Regions from separate parts of the Homo sapiens genome. Here region 2 is linked to region 1. A link is a loop called in an ENCODE intact Hi-C map of the cell type or tissue named here. Cell type or tissue: breast epithelium. All regions are shown on one strand. Each heading gives the region's core, and the rest is flanking DNA. Links, peaks and the distances in the headings are about the cores only. Region 1 holds the start of PAPLN (papilin, proteoglycan like sulfated glycoprotein). Region 2 overlaps NUMB (NUMB endocytic adaptor protein).

Region 1 (8,327 bases), core at 7-8,006:
TGAATTCCAGTTTCAAAAAAAGAATGGTAGGCAAAGAGTGTCTTGGTTGTGAAAAAGGACAACCAGGAAAACAAATGAAGTTGATCACATGCGTTGAGCCCCTGCCTTGATGCTAATTAGTGCCCTGGCACAGGTGGTGGGGCTGCATTGCAGGCCCTGCCCCCCGGGACTCACAGCTGAGCAAATCACAGCAACAGGGACAGAAACCGAGGGAGCAGGACATGCACCCCATCGGCCTGGGGTGGTGTGGAGACGGCTTCAAAAGCAGGTGACATGCTGGGCACGGTGGCACTTTGGCAGGCCACGGTGGGAAGATTGCTTGAGCTCAGGAGTTCGAGACCAGGTTGGGCGAGACCTTGTTTCTATTTAAAAAAAGAAGAAGAAGGCTGGGCGCAGTGGCTCACGTCTGTAATCCCAGCACTTTGGGAGTCCGAGGTGGGTGGATCACCTGAAGTCAGGAGTTGGAGACCAGTCTGGCCAACAAGGTGAAAACCTGTCTCTACTAAAAATACAAAAATTAGCCAGGCATCATACAGACGCCTGTAATCCCAGCTACTAGGGAGGCTGAGGCTGGAGAATCGCTTGAACCCAGGAGGCGGAGGTTGCAGTGAGCCAAGATCTAGCCATTGCTCTCTACCCTGGGCAACAAGAGTGAAACTCCGTCTAAAAAAAAAAAAAAGAAAAGGAGGGAGGAAAGTAGAAAGAAAGAAAAGAAAGAGGAAGAAAGGGAGGGAGGAAAGTAGAAAGAAAGAAAAGAGGAAGGGAGGGAGGGAAAGAAAGAAGAAAGTGAGGGAGGAAAGTAGAAAGAAAGAAAAGAGGAAGGGAGGGAGGGAAAGAAAGAAGAAAGGAAGGAAAGTGACATTTGACCAAGGTTTTGAGGGCTGACTACGGGTTTGAGAGGTAGAGGGGATTGGGAGAGCGCATTCTGAGTGAGAAAACGTGCTGGGAGATGGGTAACAGCAGCGTGTGCGGAGAAACTCAGTTGCGGCTGAAGAATAGGATCCAGGGGTGGAGAAGGTGGTGGCTGGACACAGGTGTGTTGTGTGTAGGATAGGCATGAAGAGGAGCGGATAGGGCAAAGCTAGAAGGCTTGGGCAAGGGGAAATGGGATTGGAGAGGTGACTGGCGCTGACCCAAGAGAGGACAGACGGGGTGACCAGAGTGGAGGATGAGCCAAGCCTTGGCACAGACCCAAGCGGGTGGAGGCCCCGGGCAACACCGGTCACCACGAGGGCCTCTACGAAGGGCTCTGTCCTCCCACGGGGATTGGAGGTGGGTAAGTGAGACAGGGCGGGGTGGAGGGTGAGGCCAGGCAGCGGCGGAGAGAGAAAGTCCCACCCCTGCGGGCGTTCCTTGCGGCCCGGCCGACCTCGCGGGCTTGGGCCTGGGCGGGCACCGACGGAGCGGCCCTGGCTGCAGCCTCCCGGCGCCAGCGAAGACAGGTAGGGAGGCGGAGGGACTGGAAGCCCCCGGGCGCCCAGCGGCGGGGACCCCGCACCCCGGGGCTTCTGCAGGAATTTGCTCGCCTGGCTCACGGCGACGGGGGTGTCGGAGAAAGTGGGGGCCGCAGAGAAGACCCCGCCCCGGCTCGCTCTCCGGAGGTGGGCGCAGGGTCATCGCTCGGCACCGCGCGCCCCCCGGCCTGGAGGAAAGGAAATGCAGAGAGCCGGGGAGCTGGTGCGGGACGGCCCCGGCGCGCACCCTCCGCCCGCTCGGACCTTCCCTTCAGGCGAATGCCGCTCCCGGCGCGTGGTACAAGCGAGGCCCTGGAGACCGTGCGCCCCTCCCGGGAGGTGCCACTGGGCCGCGGGCCTGGAGCGTCCGGGAGCCCCAGCGGCTGCCGGCACCTGCGCGGCCACCCCGGGCCTCCCGTGGGAACCGCGCCTCTCCGCCTCGGGGGTGCGCGGCGCGTTCCTGGGGTGGGGACGCGGGGTGCCTGGTCAGGGCTGGACCGATGCAGAGGGGGGCCGTGGGCGGGGGCCACGGGGACGGGCGTCTGCGGACTGCGGCGGTCCCGGAGTCGGCTGGGGACCCTGTAGGGGGAGGCTTGGTCGGCGGCCACCCGCCTTCCCGCCCTCTGGCGCCTAGGGTCGCCGCCTTCGGCCCTAGCTCAAGGCAGACGCGTTCCCCGGGAACAACACGTTGAGGGCGCCCACCCTGCGTGCCCGGGGCCACCCGGTCCCTGCCCTCGGGCGGCAGGAGAGGTCGAGCTTCCACGGCCCTCGGAGTAGCCCCGTGACCAGACCCGGACTGGCCTTGGAGTTGAAGGGGTTGTTTGCCACCAAATGAACCGAAAAAACTGAACTTTTCAGACTTCGGAATGGCAGATATGGGCTTGGAGTTCAGTGAAATTGCAGCGGAGGCGGTGGTGTTCTGAGTAATTACAAGTAAAATTCTTCTTTCACCCGTCTTTTCCTCAGCCTCGCCCGCCCTAGCAGGCCTAGCCTGGCCCTAGCAGGGGGCTCCTGCTCTGGGAGCTGCCCCCAGCAGAGCAGAGGCAGGGCTCTGGCAGCAACCCCCTTCCCTCACCCTCCAACCCCAGGAATCTCGAACTTGACCACGAAAATAATGACTCAATGACTCACTGTGCCAAATTAACGAGTGTGTACATTGTTCAGTATGCCAGGTTACATTTCTGCTGAGCTTGGCTTCTGTATGCTGTCTTTTATCCTTGTAAGCAGAAGTCATTTTATATCTTTAAAAAATTAGAACATTGGTAGAATTACAGATTTTAAAGTTCAAACCTGCACGCTAGTACTTGTTTAATGTTTTGTACTGAAGGGCGCACATTGTTTATGTCATTCTGCGATACAGCGACATGTATGTACACATACACACTGCACAGCGTGTATACCGACTGGACACCTGCACCAAATAGTACACACCAGACTGCACATGGACCCGCCCCGCACACTGCACATGCACTTTGCATGCATGCACACATCAAACCACAGACACTCCACACACACTGCACTGCACACTGCCCTGAGCACACTACACTGTACTGCACACTGCACTGCACTTTCAGGGCTCACACGCTGCACCACGCACACTGCACGGCGCACACTGCACTGCATACACACGTTGGTTATGGAGGCTGCTTATGGAGCTTCCCTGTGCAGAGAAATGCTGGCTTGGGTTTTAAATGGGCTACAATTAACACTTTTAGAGCATTTGGGTTTTCAAAGTGTCTTCAGAGACTTGATTTTTTTAAAGCCTATATTAGGAGTTTTTAAACATCTGATGTAATAGCTTTTTTAAAAGGAATCTTGCTGAATTAAAAGTGAGTCTAATTACTCGGATTCTGAACTTGTTTTTCAACCACATAGAAGTATTTTTAATTGCTCTCTCTTTTTTTCCCCTCTGGAACTCTGAAACAAGTTGTTCTTGAACTTCTGCCAGTTGCGGATGGGCCATTCCTTTCTTGCTCACATGTTGAGCCGCCCGGCGGGGCGCCCTCACGCTGTGTTCTCTGCGGTGCACCGAGGCGCACCCGGCTGTCCTGTTGCGGGTCTCCTGGTCACCTGTGGGCCATAGGGAGAGACGCGCCCACACACTCTCGCCCGCGCCCAGGACAGCTGCGGGAGCCCCGGGCCGCTCTAACCCAATGCGTCTCCCGCAGGCTGAGATGCGGCTGCTCCTGCTCGTGCCGCTGCTGCTGGCTCCAGCGCCCGGGTCCTCGGTGAGTGCGGTCCTGCCCCGGCCCCCGGAGGAACCTGCAGGGGAGTCGGGGGCGGGGACGCGCGGGCCCGCAGGCAACGTCCCCAGGAAAGGGGCGATGTCAGGGAAGCTGGGCTGGGAGGAGGCGAGCCCGCACCGCTGAGCTCCCTCAGAAAGGGCTGGGCCCTTGAAGCCAGCTGGCCAGGGTTCCCAGAACTGCCCGCCCGGCTGCAGGGCGCAGTGTGTAGGAATGGCACCTTCCCAGGGCTTCCCTCCTTCAGAAGGTGGTGGGAGCACTCCATGAAGTCCCCGCCAATCCTGGCGGGTGCAGCCAAGGTGCAGGGCTGGGTGGTCCATCCCACCAGACACCTGTCTTCTGCCTGGAGCCAAACACGGCTTCCCTAAGCTGGGGTGTTTTGGCCTAGAGGTTTGGGGTGCCAGTCGTTTCCATTCCCCTTGGGGTAGCACCTAGGGCAGGGCTGTCCTATGGAACCTTCTGAGATGGCAGAAATGTCCTGTTTCTCTGCTATCCAATAGGTAGCCCCTAGGTCCATTGAGCACTTGAAATGTGGGTGAGGTGAGTTTTAATTTTACTTGACTTTAATTAATTTAAATTTATTTTTAAAATTTTTAAGTATTTATTTATTTTTGAGACAGAGTCTCACTCTGTCACCCAGGCCGGAGTGTACTGGCATGATTTCGGCTCACTGTAACCTCCACCTCCTGGGTTCAAGTGATTCTTCTGCCTCAGCCTCCCAGGTAGCTGGGACTCCAGGTGTGTGCCACCACGCCTGGCCATAATTAATTTAAACAGCCGCATGCGGCTAGTGGCTACTGTATTGGACTGCGAATTAAGACAGTGGACCCAGGAAGCTGGCTGGTGGTCAGAGCTGCTGTTTCATTAACAGGGGCCCAAAGGCCAGGGCTCTCTGGAGAAGGTCCCTGGGTCTTGAGGATGTACAAGGAATCTTCTAGACCACAGGCCCCACCTTTGGGGAGGAGGGGGTCTGCAGAGCTGGGTGTTGCCCTGGCTCAGTGCCTGGCAGAATAGAAGCCACAGAGGCAGCTGGGCCCTGTCCTGCCCCAGGAGAAATCTCCCAGGGTGACCCACAGCCCTGCCCACCCCTCTGTGAGGCAGGCAGGAAGTGAAAGAGGAAGGATCCCTGCGAAAGGACCCAAACTGTTTTCTGCCATGGGGAGGTCGGGGGGGGGATGCCACGTCTGGCATCTGTGGGCGGAGGCTGAGCAGGACTCCTCTGCAGGGGTGTGTGGGGCAGGCAGGATGGATGGCAGTGGGCACTTCTCCCACTAGAAGTGGATCCCATAGATGACACTTCAAGAGCCCTGTGAACCCAACATGGGCCACAGCTGGAGCGGTGGGTGGGCTAGAGGCAGCCTTTTTCATGTCCTCTCGACCACCTGCCAGCTACCCACGGTCCCCTCTGCCACCCCATGAATCTTGCTTCCTAAATGCCACTCTCAGGTCCTTCACCACGTGCTGGTGGCCCAGCTGCATGAAGGCCAAAGCCCAGGTGGAGGGGGCACGAGGACAGCGTCCAGGCCCCAGGATTAAATCCCAGAGCCACCTGGACAGCTGCATGATCCTAGGCAAATAAGCCTTAGACTGCTCTAATTTGGGAGTAATAATGCCCACCCCAGAGGTTGTCATGCAGATGAAACAAATCAAGGTTTCCAAAGCGCCCTTGGTTCTCTTAAACCTTTTCTCCCTTAAGGCCACGCTGAGTAGCCTCATCCGGCTGCCACCTCCTCCCAGTGAGTCTCAGATGGGGCTGGGCGCAGCCTGGGCTGAGAATTCTTCTCTCCCTGCCCTCTGTGAGTCTGCAGGGGGTGTGGCCCCGCTCACAGCTCCACTGCCTCCCTCTGTTGCTGGGGCAGGAACCACCCAGTCCGAGCACCTTCTCTGGATCACTTATGCTGTCAGCGGTCAGTCTGAACAGAATGAGTAAATGAATAAAGGTGGCGGCCTGCGTGTTCCTGGGCCTCAGCCTCTGCTCCCGTCTGCACACGGGTGTGCATGTGTTCTGTCTCTCTCTTACACACGTGCACATTGGGCAGTTGATTCCCCTGGAAACAGTGCAGCAGGAAAGGGGACCCCTGAGTGGCTCCAGGTGGGAGTTGAAGGAGGCATGGGTGGGGCGCCTAGCGCAGCATGAGACAGGTGAGGGCAGGCCCCAGGTGAGGCTGGCTGTATCAGCTCATTCCGGCTTCACGCCATGTCGGGCAGTTCACGGTTTGGGTAATTACAGAGCAAGAGTGTGCTCATGCTGCCTGTGGCTGAAGGTGCTTTCCTTCCTTGGAGAGACAGTGTGGAGTGTGTGGACAGAGCACGGCTCTAGGATGGGACGGACTAGGGCTCCTGGCTAGTGGACACCTGCCTTACAGGTGCTGGGCACAGGAGGCAAGAGGGCATTCTGGAAACAGCATGTCCCTTAGGGGGCCCTTGTTCAGGCCAGTCCTGCCCCTGCCTTATCCTGATGGCCAGGCTGTGGCTCCATGGCAGGGGTACCCCTTGGCCACACACCAGTACACCCAGCCCAGCTCCAGGGAAGGGTGGATTTTGCTGGCTGCTGTGCCAAGGAGCCAAGACAGACATCCAAACAGGCCTTAGTCAGAGGGTAATTGACAACCAGGCCCAACCCAGCAGCTAAGAAAGCAGCCACCCCTGAAGACCTCTCCTGAATACTTAAAATGTGGGATGAGGCTGTGTGTGGGGGGGGCGGGTGCCAGAATCCCAGCTGGGGCTGCAGGCTGTCTCTGGAAAGTCACCCTTCACGCTCAACACTCAGTGTCTTCCTTGTGAAATAGAAACTTGATCCAAGTAAATTTCAGTTTAACTTTCATTCAGAGAAAACTTTGATATTTTGGCTCAGTGGTTTCGAAAGCTTAGAGATTTTTGTCCAAGTTAGACTTGAAGGAGTAGATATTTTACAAAGTGAAAGCTAAGACCTCTCATCTGGCAAGCCCTTCCTTCTTGGTTGTGTGTGGTTCGGCAGGCTTAGCGTGGTTTGTGCGTGGTTTGTTCTGCTTCAGTGTTCTGGGTTTTGTTATAAGACAAGGATAACTAGATGTTTGGCACCAGGGATGTTAGAGATGAGTAAACGTCCTTCCTCACCTGAGATTCAGCGAAGCTGCTCAGGGGTCACCATGAAAGCAAGAGCCTGCTTTTCTTTTCTTTTTTTGAGATGGAGTCTCACTCTGTCGCCCAGGCTGGAGTGCAGTGATGCAATCTCGGCTCACTGCAACCTCCACCTCCCGGGTTCAAGCAATTCTCCTGCCTCAGCCTCCCGACTAGCTGGGATTACGGGCACCCGCCGCCACGCCTGGCTAATTTTTTGTAGTTTTAGTAGAGACGGGGTTTCGCCATGTTGGGTAGGCTGGTCTCGAACTCCTGACCTCAGGTGATCTGCCTGCCTTGGCCTCTCAAAGTGCTGGGATTACAGGCATGAGCCACCGTGCCCGGCTGCTTTTCTGTGTGACCATTGAGCTCTTTCTCTGAAAAGTGGGAATGGTATTTTTCCTTGAGTCTTAAGTGGTGATACCCTAAAAGAAAGTCCCCTTCCAGCAAATGTTTGCATGTACACCATATGCCTCCTGGGAAAATTGTGAAGTTACATCTAATCCCTGTCCAACCCTGTAGGGAATCATCTAGTGTCTCATTTGATTCCCCCAGGTGGGTGGGGGCACAGCCTCGGCAGGGGAGCAGAGGACTGCAGTGAGGCTGGCCGGCTACTGTGCCCACTTCTTCCCCTGTGGTTTCCTCTCTCTGCCTCACTTTTCTTATTCATGCAATGGGGTCTGTCGGGTTGTTGTGAGGATGAAATGAGATAATGTGTGTGTGGCATGTGGATTCCTGATGCCAGCTGCAAGGGGTCCAATCTTTCTGGTGGGAAAGTGTACCTGCTAGGATTATAATCCTGTGTAGAGTCCCAAATAACAGTTCTTCAATAAGACAGACATGATTCCTCTCTCATATAAACACCCAGGGGTCAGAAGTCTGGGGCTATTCTGTTGCACAAAATCCTCCAGGCTCTAGAGTCCCTCTATCTTTGCTTCACTGTTTGAAGCCTCTATTTCCAAGTTACCTCACAGTCTAAAAGGCTGCTCCAACTCCAGCCATCACATCTGCTTCCCAGACAGCCTGAAAGAGTACAGGAGGAAGGAGAAAAGGACAAAGGCTCACGCAGGCTCTCTCTTGAGGAGATTATTTGCGGCAGCTGCCCAACACTTGTATTTACATCTCACTGATGAGAACTAAGTGATGTAGCCACAGTTAGCTGCAGGCAGTCCAGGAAATGTATTTTTTTTTTAAATTTTGGGCAGCCAGGTACCCAGCTGAGTCAAGTTTTCAAGCATTCTCTCACAATGGGAGAAGGAGGGGATGAATATTGGGGTACTCCTGGGAGTCTCGGCCAGATTAGCAGGATCCCCCCACGTTGCTTCCCTTTATTTTCTTTTAGGCCCCCCTCCCCTACATCACGGTTAACCTACAAATGCCTGGACCCTCAAACTGCCCCTGGCTGTAGGGTCCCTCCCCTCCAGTGGCCCCTGAAACTCCAAACTCTTCCCAGCTGCTCCTGCTCCCGCCCTCCAGGCCTGGCTCTCAGCTCCTTATGAGGAAAGCAGGCTAATTCTGAAAAGGAATATGT
Region 2 (8,327 bases), core at 43-8,042, 46 kb after region 1:
TGGCATCTAACCACAAGCCAGTAACACCCCCAACCCCCAACTTGTAAAGCCCCAAAATGTCTCCAGACAGTGAAAGACAAACTTTGCCCCAGTTGAGAACCACTACACTAAAGAAAGCATAACCTTTGAACCAATTCTGATGACTACTGCTTTTGGGAAACTGGATGGGTATGCTGATCCTTAACAGTCAAGTGGGAAATAAGGCAGTAGGTTGGGACTACAGAAATTCCTTATAGAATGGGGTGAAAGATGGGCACATGCAGAATGACAAACACAGACATCTTAGAAAACAGGAAGGGCACAAAGACATCGTCGAATGGAGAAATCAATGAATCTAAGACATCAAATAGAGAAATTAATGGGTCTGACCAGGCCTTGGGAAGCTCAGGATGCCAACTTACAGTTAGTGAGCAGTGTACTAAAAGTACTGGTTGTAAAGAGAACAGCTGAGCAGGTCAGAGGGCACCAACCTTGGAAGGTAGGAGATTGTGGTGCCACCACTGTCACTGGTTTGGTCATCGGAGCAGATGAGAAGGGGTCCTCAGGTGTGCTGAAGGCATTGGTGATCTGTGAGCACAGGGAGCTGATGCTCTCTGCCTCCCCTTCTACTTCTGGCACTGCAAGGCAAACAGAAAATGGCTCCAGACAGAAAAATGGAATAATCCTGAAATTTGACAGTATGATGCAAGCTGGCACTTTATACTGTATCTCCTGCTTATGTAAGAAAAGGCTCAATTAACTGTATGGCAGGGCTACAAAACCAGTTTCAAAAAATTTACTGGCCACAATTTCATTGGCTTTTCAGATGGGAAAGTATAAAATGTCAACAATTAATGTACTAAGGCACATCTTCCTCCCTTACAAATCCCCAAATTTCTTCATTTCTTCTTCTTATAACACTGTTGAGGATCTGTCCTTTTTGTGCCAAGATGTTCAGCTAGCCAGATCTTTGTAGAAGACATTTGCAACCTGTATGCCTTCCAACGTGTTCTCAAGACTGTGATCTGAATTAGGTTCTGGAGCCTTTAGTAATTCTGTCAGGAAAATGGGTTCAAGTCTGGGCACTAGTGGATGCTTAGTGCTTTTCTCTGTAACAAACTATGACAATGTCATCAATCTCATTTTTCTCCAAAGTCTCCAGTACTAAGCATATGATCTATGATAACATGAAAAAGTGAGCAGAGGTGTAGGACGCTAGGGCCTTTATTCTTAATACTGACTCTAGGATACTTCTGTATCACTGAGGAAGCTAATTATGTGTGCTAAAGCTCTGTTTGCTCATCTGTAAAGAGAATAATAGTTTTTATTCCCTGTCTGCCCTAGAAGGAGACTGAACTGAAATGAGGTACCTCAGCTGAGAACTGAAAAGACCCTCCGTAATCATCTAGTCCAACTATTCTTTAGGCCTAGTTTCATCTGTCAGATGAACTTAACTCTCTGTACTTTTATACCATCAGTAGGAATGGCCTATTGAGACAGTTTCCTCATATTTTGTTATAGCAATGGCTTGACATGTCTCAGAGGGAAGTAAAATAGAGCCCAACAAAAGCACTGACCAGATCTAATACTTTAGCTACAGATTTTATGACGAGGATAGACCTATAGAGGCTGGCATAGCTGTACAGAGGCCACACAAAGGCCTGTGAGACGGTTCTGAAAGGTAATGAATACTTGTGAACAAGTCCACTGTCTGTGATGAACAACAGATCTTAGATGTACACGAAAGACCTGTCTAGAGTTTCCTCCTTATGGAGCCAACCAGCCAGAAGGACAATGAGCACATATCCATTTCTTCTGCTGGTAATGCTATGTGTTTCTAAGGCCTCTTTAATTAATTCCCTGCTGGGTCCCAATGGCAGAATAAGAATAGAAACTTGAGACCCTTGATGTTTGGGAGCAGGTTGGCTGAAAGGCAGTGAATGCACTTACATCAGGACAAACCACAAATCTTATGGCTTAGGCTAGAAATTCCACAATGGCTCTGCTGCCTGTTTGTTGAAGAGAAATTATGGATTCACATCCCCCTCCACGGACCTTAGTTTTCCCACTATGGGAAATGACAAAAGATACAACTATCAACGAACCTCAGGGAAAGAGGAATGCCTAGTTTAATGGGATTAGTGTCTTCATGGGAAGTGATGAGAATGCTTCAGTGCTCGAGTACCCAGTGAGTCAGGTAGATGCTACATTACCTGCATTTTTAATGGGGAAATCAGTCTTCCTCTGCATAGTGGAAGGCAACTCATTGATGCGTAGGGATAGTTGGCGTTTAAAGGGTGACATCTTCTGGCTAAGAGCAGGAAAACCTCGGAAAGAGCCTTGGCGAGCAAGCTGTTCAATTGGAGCATGCCGGCGTGGGATGGCATGAGGATTGTTCATCTCCAGAGAGGTCGTGGCATCAGAAGTAGGAGAGGTGGGAGAGGATGGGGATGGGGCAGTGTTGCCAGGGGCAACTGATGAACCAACGACTATCTTATCTGTTTCAGCTCAAGAAAATAAAGAGAATGAAGACCTTAGCAATGTCTTCAAATAATTTGCGTTTAGAGAGCTGACAAATTCGAAAGCCCTCTAGGTCCTTTTACCCATTTCCTTCCCAGTGTCTCTTAAAACATAAGTTAGAAGCAGGGTTCGGATCCATTTTTCAGACAGATAAAAGGCTTAGTAATGTACTATATGTCACAAAGCATATCTACTAAGACAGAAATGTTAGATCTTTTATTCTCATTCAGTGATTTATAAATTAAGACTGTGAAAAAGATCTTAAAAACTCAGTTCCTATGAATTCCTAATATGTAGTCTTTTAAAGAATGATTCATGATTTTCAATGCTTGTGTGTTAGGGGAGGAGAACTTTGGGAACTGTAGCATTAGAAAGGTCTAAATAAGCATAAGCTTAACCATATATCTTTGATTAGGTGTCAAAGAATGTCATATATAACAGTCTTTATTTATTTATTTATTTATTTATTTATTGTTTGAGATGCAGTTTTGCTCTTTTTGTCCAGGCTGGAGTGCAATGGCACCATCTTGGCTCACTGCAACCTCCACCTCCCAGGTTCAAGTGATTCTCCTGCCTCAGACTCCCAAGTAGCTGGGATTACAGGTGCACACCACCACGCCCAACTCATTTGGTATTTTTAATACACACGAGGTTTTACCATTGTTGGCCAGGCTGGTCATGAACTCCTGACCTCAGGTGATCCACCTGCCTCCGCCTCTCAAGGTGCTGGGATTACAGGTATGAGCCACCACGCCCGACCTAAAGCAGTCTTTAAATCATGCATTTGTGGTTCATTTGAATAAAAGCATGCAGTAGTAAAATTTTGAACTGGATTAAATTTGAGTAAATGTAAGACTGTGGGTACCAGTTGAGTCCCATTCTGATTGTGACAAATCTCAACCACCAACTCTCACAATCCTTTGTAGATCTTGGGACTCAATCTCTTTGCAGTTGTTGTGCATAACAATGAATATTATTTGGTGGTATTAAAGAACATGCTTAATTAGTGAATAGTCTGAAGACCACTAAAGCATATTAGATAACAGTAATACAGGTTAAATTTTCTAGTACAGATAGCATGATTTTTCCCCCCTTTGGCTTCCTGGTGCAAATATTTACAAGAAATGAAAAAAAATCACTATCAATAATTTCATTTCAAATAAAAATATGTATGCTTTTTTTTTGGAGGGGGCTTAAGAATTAGAGCTGTTTGGGTCAGTATTAGTCAATGATGCTAACCAAAAGGGCTGGTTTAAGGTCAGGTGCGGTGGCTCACACCTGTAATCCCAGCACTTTGGGAGGCCAAGGCAGGCAGATCACCTGAGGTCAGGAGTTCAAGACCAGCCTGGCCAACATGGCGAAAGTCCATCTCTACTAAAAATACAAACATTAGCTGGGTGTGGTTGCATTCACCTGTAATCCCAGCTACTCAGGAGGCTGAGGCAGGAGAATCGCTTGAGCCCAGGAGGTGAAGGCGGCAGTCAGCGGAGACTGCGCCACTACATTCCAGCCTGGGCAACAGAACTACACTCTGTCTCAAAAAAAAAAAAAACACCGAAATCAAACCAAAACAACAACAACAAAAATGACTAGTTTAGAACTAAAAGGTTATAGTAAAAAAAATTATCATATATATATATTTGTTTGTTTTTAAGAGACAGGGTTTTGCTGTTACCCAGGCTGGAGGAGTGCAGTGGTATGATCACAGCTCACTGTAACCTTGTACTCCTGGGCTCCAGCAATCCTCTGGTCTCAGCCTCCCAAGCAGCTAGGATTACGGATGTGCACCACCAAATATGGCAATTTTTTTTTTTTTTTTTTTTTTTTTTTTTTTTTAAGGGATAGAGTCTATGTTGCACAGTCTGGTCACAAACTCCTGGCCTCAAGTGATGTTTCCTCCTCAGCCTCCTAAAGTATTGAGATTACAGCTGTAAGCCACTATACCTGGCCTCAAAATTATATTAATGTCTATTAGTTAACTTGAATTGTTTGTGCTTGTCTTGTTGGTTTTAACCCTACTTATATACAAGAATTCAAAAGTATTTTCAAGCCCTATCATTTAGTTGTAAAATATACCCAACTCACATTTATAGACTGCCAACTAACTTGAATGTTTGTACAGGCATTTCTGCTGTGATGCCATGTGTACCTAAATAAAACTCACACTCTATAAAATCACACACTAAATTAAATTAACAGGGCTATAGAAAAAAAGAGTTATAGGCTTACCTCTCAAAATCTATAGACTTTTGTGACTAGAAAGCACTAAAAAACAGCAATAATATCATATAAACAGTATTACTGTTAAATCTCTCTGCTAGCATCATAGTCCGTGGATGCTTTGCAGCCTTAAGCCCTGGGACCTCTGCTGCTTCCTTTAAGATGCAGGTACTTGATTCATTTGCTTCTCAAAGAGATCAGATACATCAGAATTAAAAAGGTATTTCAGGATGGGAGGAAGGGGGTAAGAGATGTCTCTGCAGCTTCTTCAACTGCACTCTGATTCCTCAGATAGCTTACTATAATGGAGTAAATATTTTTGAAGCCATTAAACTAGCCACTCTAAAGGAAGCGGTTTTTAAGATTTTCAACTTTGTTATAAGGTTTTATATTGCTAAGGGTTCTCTTTGATTATGAGAAAATTTACCCCTGGTAGCTTCAAAATAATACCTTGTTGGGAAAAACTGCATTCCATAAATACACACTGTAGAACAGATTGTACCTTTCTTGGCATCTTGCATTTGTTTCATGATCTCCTCTCTTTCTGCTTGTTCAGTGGCTGTTGTGACACGGAATGATCCTTCTCTTGTAAAAGTGGTCCGACTAGCATCAAAAGTAGCAGTCACTCCACATTCCTTCTCCCGCTTCTGCTTGCGCTCTAAACAGGCTGCAAAAGCACAGCCTACTGCATGGCTCAACCTTTCACCCTGTAAGAGCAGATTTTAAAAGCTTTTCAGAATTACACTACTAACAATTACATACAAATAAGTCTTTTGTTTTGTTTTGTTTTTGAGACAGAGTCTTACTGTTACCCAGGCTGGAGTGCAGTGGCGCAGTCTCTGCTCACTGCAACCTCTGCCTCCGGGCTCAAATACTTCTCGTGCCTCAGCCTCCTGAGTAGCTGGGACTACAATCACGCACCACCACACCTGGCTAATTTTTGTATTTTTAGTAGAGATGGGGTTTTGCTATGTTGGGCAGGCTGGTCTCCAACTCCTGGCCTCAAGTGGTCTACCCAATTCAGCCTCCCAAAGTGCTGGGATTACAGGCATGAGCCACCACACTCGGCCCAAATGTCTGTTTTTATGAAAGCAAGATGTTGCAAATTCCAGCTTAAAATTGTTTTAATAGATTAGTATGCCATATTAATTTAAATGAATAAATTTTCTAAGGTAGTGCTTATGATGGTTCAATTCACTGTTACAAGCCTTGGGGTAAAGTGATAACCAGCAACCTGTGCTTTTGTAAGCAGCCATGGAGAACTCTTTATCACTTAGGCTCTGTCATGTCAGCCCTGGCCAACAGCTTAGAAGACTCTATGCAAGGTTTCAAGCCTTGACATGCAAGCTTCTAGTTGCCCTTTGGGGAAGCAGTGGGAATATTTACCAGCCACTTCTAAGAAACTACTGGAAAGGCAAGGCAAATTTCAGGAGCTTAATGCACTGTTAATATGTCTAGGAAAAAAAGGTGCAAACTTAAAACTTCTGATAAACAAATATAATTCCAGTGATTAAAAAGGAATGAGGCTGGGCATGGTGGCTCACATCTGTAATCCCAGCACTTTGGGAGGCTGAGATGGGCAAATTGCTTGAGCCCAGGAGTTTGAGACCAGCCTGGATAACACAGTGAGACTCTGTCTCTACCAAAATAATAAAAAAAATTAGGCCAGGTGCGATGGCTCACACCTGTAATCCCAGCACTTTGGGAGGCTGAGATGGGTGGATCATGAGGTCAGGAGCTCGAGACCAGCCTGCCCAACGTGGCGAAACCCCGTCTCTACTAAAAATACAAAAATTAGCCGGATGTGGTGGCGGGTGCCTGTAATCCCAGCTACTTGAGAGGCTGAGACAGGAGAATTGCTTGAAGTCGGGAAGTAGAGGTTGCTGTGAGCTGAGATGGCGCCATTGCACTCCAGCCTGGGCAACAAGAGCAAAACTCCGTCTCAAAAAATAAATAAAAATCAAAATAAAGGCCGGGCACAGTGGCTCATGCCTATAATCCCAGCACTTTGGGAGGCTGAGGTGGGCGGATCACCTGAGGTCAGGAGTTCAAGACCAGCCTGACCAACATGGAGAAACCCTGTCTCTACTAAAAATACAAAATTAGCCAGGCATGATGGCGCATGCCTGTAATCCCAGCTACTCGGGAGGCTGAGGCAGGAGAATCACTTGAACCCAGGAGGTGGAGGTTGCAGTAAGCCACGATCGTGCCATTGCACTCCAGCCTGGGCAACAAGAGCAAAACTCCGTCTCAAAAAAAATAATAATTAAAAAAAAAGAAAAAGAAAAAATTAGTCGAGTGTGGTGGTGGTGTGTGTCTGTGGTCCTACTTGGGAGGTGGGAGGATCACTTAAGCCTACAGTAAGCTCTAATTGTGCCACTGCACTCCAGCCTGGGTGACATAATGAGACCCTGTCTCAAAAAACAAACAAACAAACAAAACTAACAATGAGACAAAAGCTTTGCTGTCTCCCCTTTCTGAATCCCCCCTCTAAGCAACCCTCCTCATTTATGGCCCTCCGTGCTTTTAGGTTTTCCCCCATACCCTTCCTATCTTCCTCTAGCTCTAATTCCCAACTCTACCTCCCAACCAAACACAGGCAAAAGTGAAAGCATGTTTTCATCCACACTGTCTACTTATAAAAGAATTAAGCAGATAAAACTGGTTTGTGTATGGGAGGAGTGGAGGACGTATATAAACAAAACACTGCTTTATATAGATACACTGGATTACCCAGAGTCAATTTAATAAATTCAATGGATGATTTTTAGCAGGGTTATCTGTATTTTAGACCATTTTGCTAATTGTGGAATAAAAAAGCTAGAGATGGTACAATAATTGTTGGCATCATTCACAGTGAGAAGAGATATTTGGGAACAGGAAGTCTTTTGTGGTGTTCTCAAAATCACATCACGTAGGCAGCTGCTCCTACACACGGCTCTGAACAAGTCGTCTCACTGGATTTTGCATGACAGTATTAGTTATCATAAGGACAGGTAAGGTTTAAAATGCTTTATGTCCCTAAGATTTTACTACCTTTGACTACTTTTTAAAAATTTTTAAACTTTTTAAAAAAACTTTTGACTACTTATTTAAAGACTGATAGAATTACTCTATGAATCCACATGAGTTTCCATCTAACTTCCCAGTAGGATGACATTAGGCCAGATGTTAAAGCATGAAACAGGAGTACTGAAAGATTCTTAGAATGTGTTTGCATTTGAACGCAGGTCTATTATAAGGACAGAGCTACAGGTCAAGGAAGCTTGCTTATTCTTTCTCCTAGGCCTAGGGCAGAAGTTGTTGAAGAGTGACCTCATCCCCAACCAACAGCATCATCTGGGAACATTTAAGTGCAAATTCTTAAGTACCAACCCCAAACTCACTGAATGAAAAACGCTGGAGATGGGGCCCAGCAATCTATGTTTTAAAACAAGTCCTCCAGGTGATTTTGATACAGTAGAACTATTGGCCTAGGAGATTCAAACAGGCTGCCGGGCCACTATTTGACAACAAAATGGTTTTTAAGTTATTATCTGGAAACTCTTGAACTCCAGATTTTTAAAGTGTAGTGATAGCAAAATATACCCAGTTTGTGGTTTACTTAG

The links. Hi-C counts contacts between places; a loop is a spot of excess contacts. Peaks named below come from ENCODE experiments on the same cell type or tissue, not always from the same donor. Only the 100,000 strongest peaks of a DNase experiment are listed, where the experiment ranks them.
Region 2: a loop joins it to region 1, with 2.5 times the contacts of the local background. A loop is called at or near these places in 5 of 110 quality-filtered maps.

The regions. Positions count from the first base shown.
Region 1 is chr14:73,236,151-73,244,477 of GRCh38, forward strand. It overlaps PAPLN (papilin, proteoglycan like sulfated glycoprotein), which reads left to right and starts at 1,356. Exons shown (of 27, transcript NM_001365906.3): 1 at 1,356-1,442; 2 at 3,623-3,682. The coding sequence starts at 3,629. PAPLN-AS1 (PAPLN antisense RNA 1) reads right to left here. Exons shown (of 2, transcript NR_135248.1): 2 at 7,868-8,327. RefSeq lists enhancers at 1-201, 202-773, 1,347-1,917 and a silencer at 1-285. In breast epithelium, for the core only: no CTCF peak of the experiment used is centred there; DNase peaks (open chromatin) are centred at 1,224, 2,533 and 3,431; H3K4me3 peaks cover 4,264 bases; H3K27ac peaks cover 5,075 bases.
Region 2 is chr14:73,281,889-73,290,215 of GRCh38, forward strand. NUMB (NUMB endocytic adaptor protein) reads right to left here. Exons shown (of 13, transcript NM_001005743.2): 9 at 5,222-5,426; 10 at 2,193-2,486; 11 at 471-617. Among named protein-coding and RNA genes, the nearest start is that of PAPLN-AS1, 40 kb to the left of the region's middle. In breast epithelium, for the core only: no CTCF peak of the experiment used is centred there; no DNase peak of the experiment used is centred there.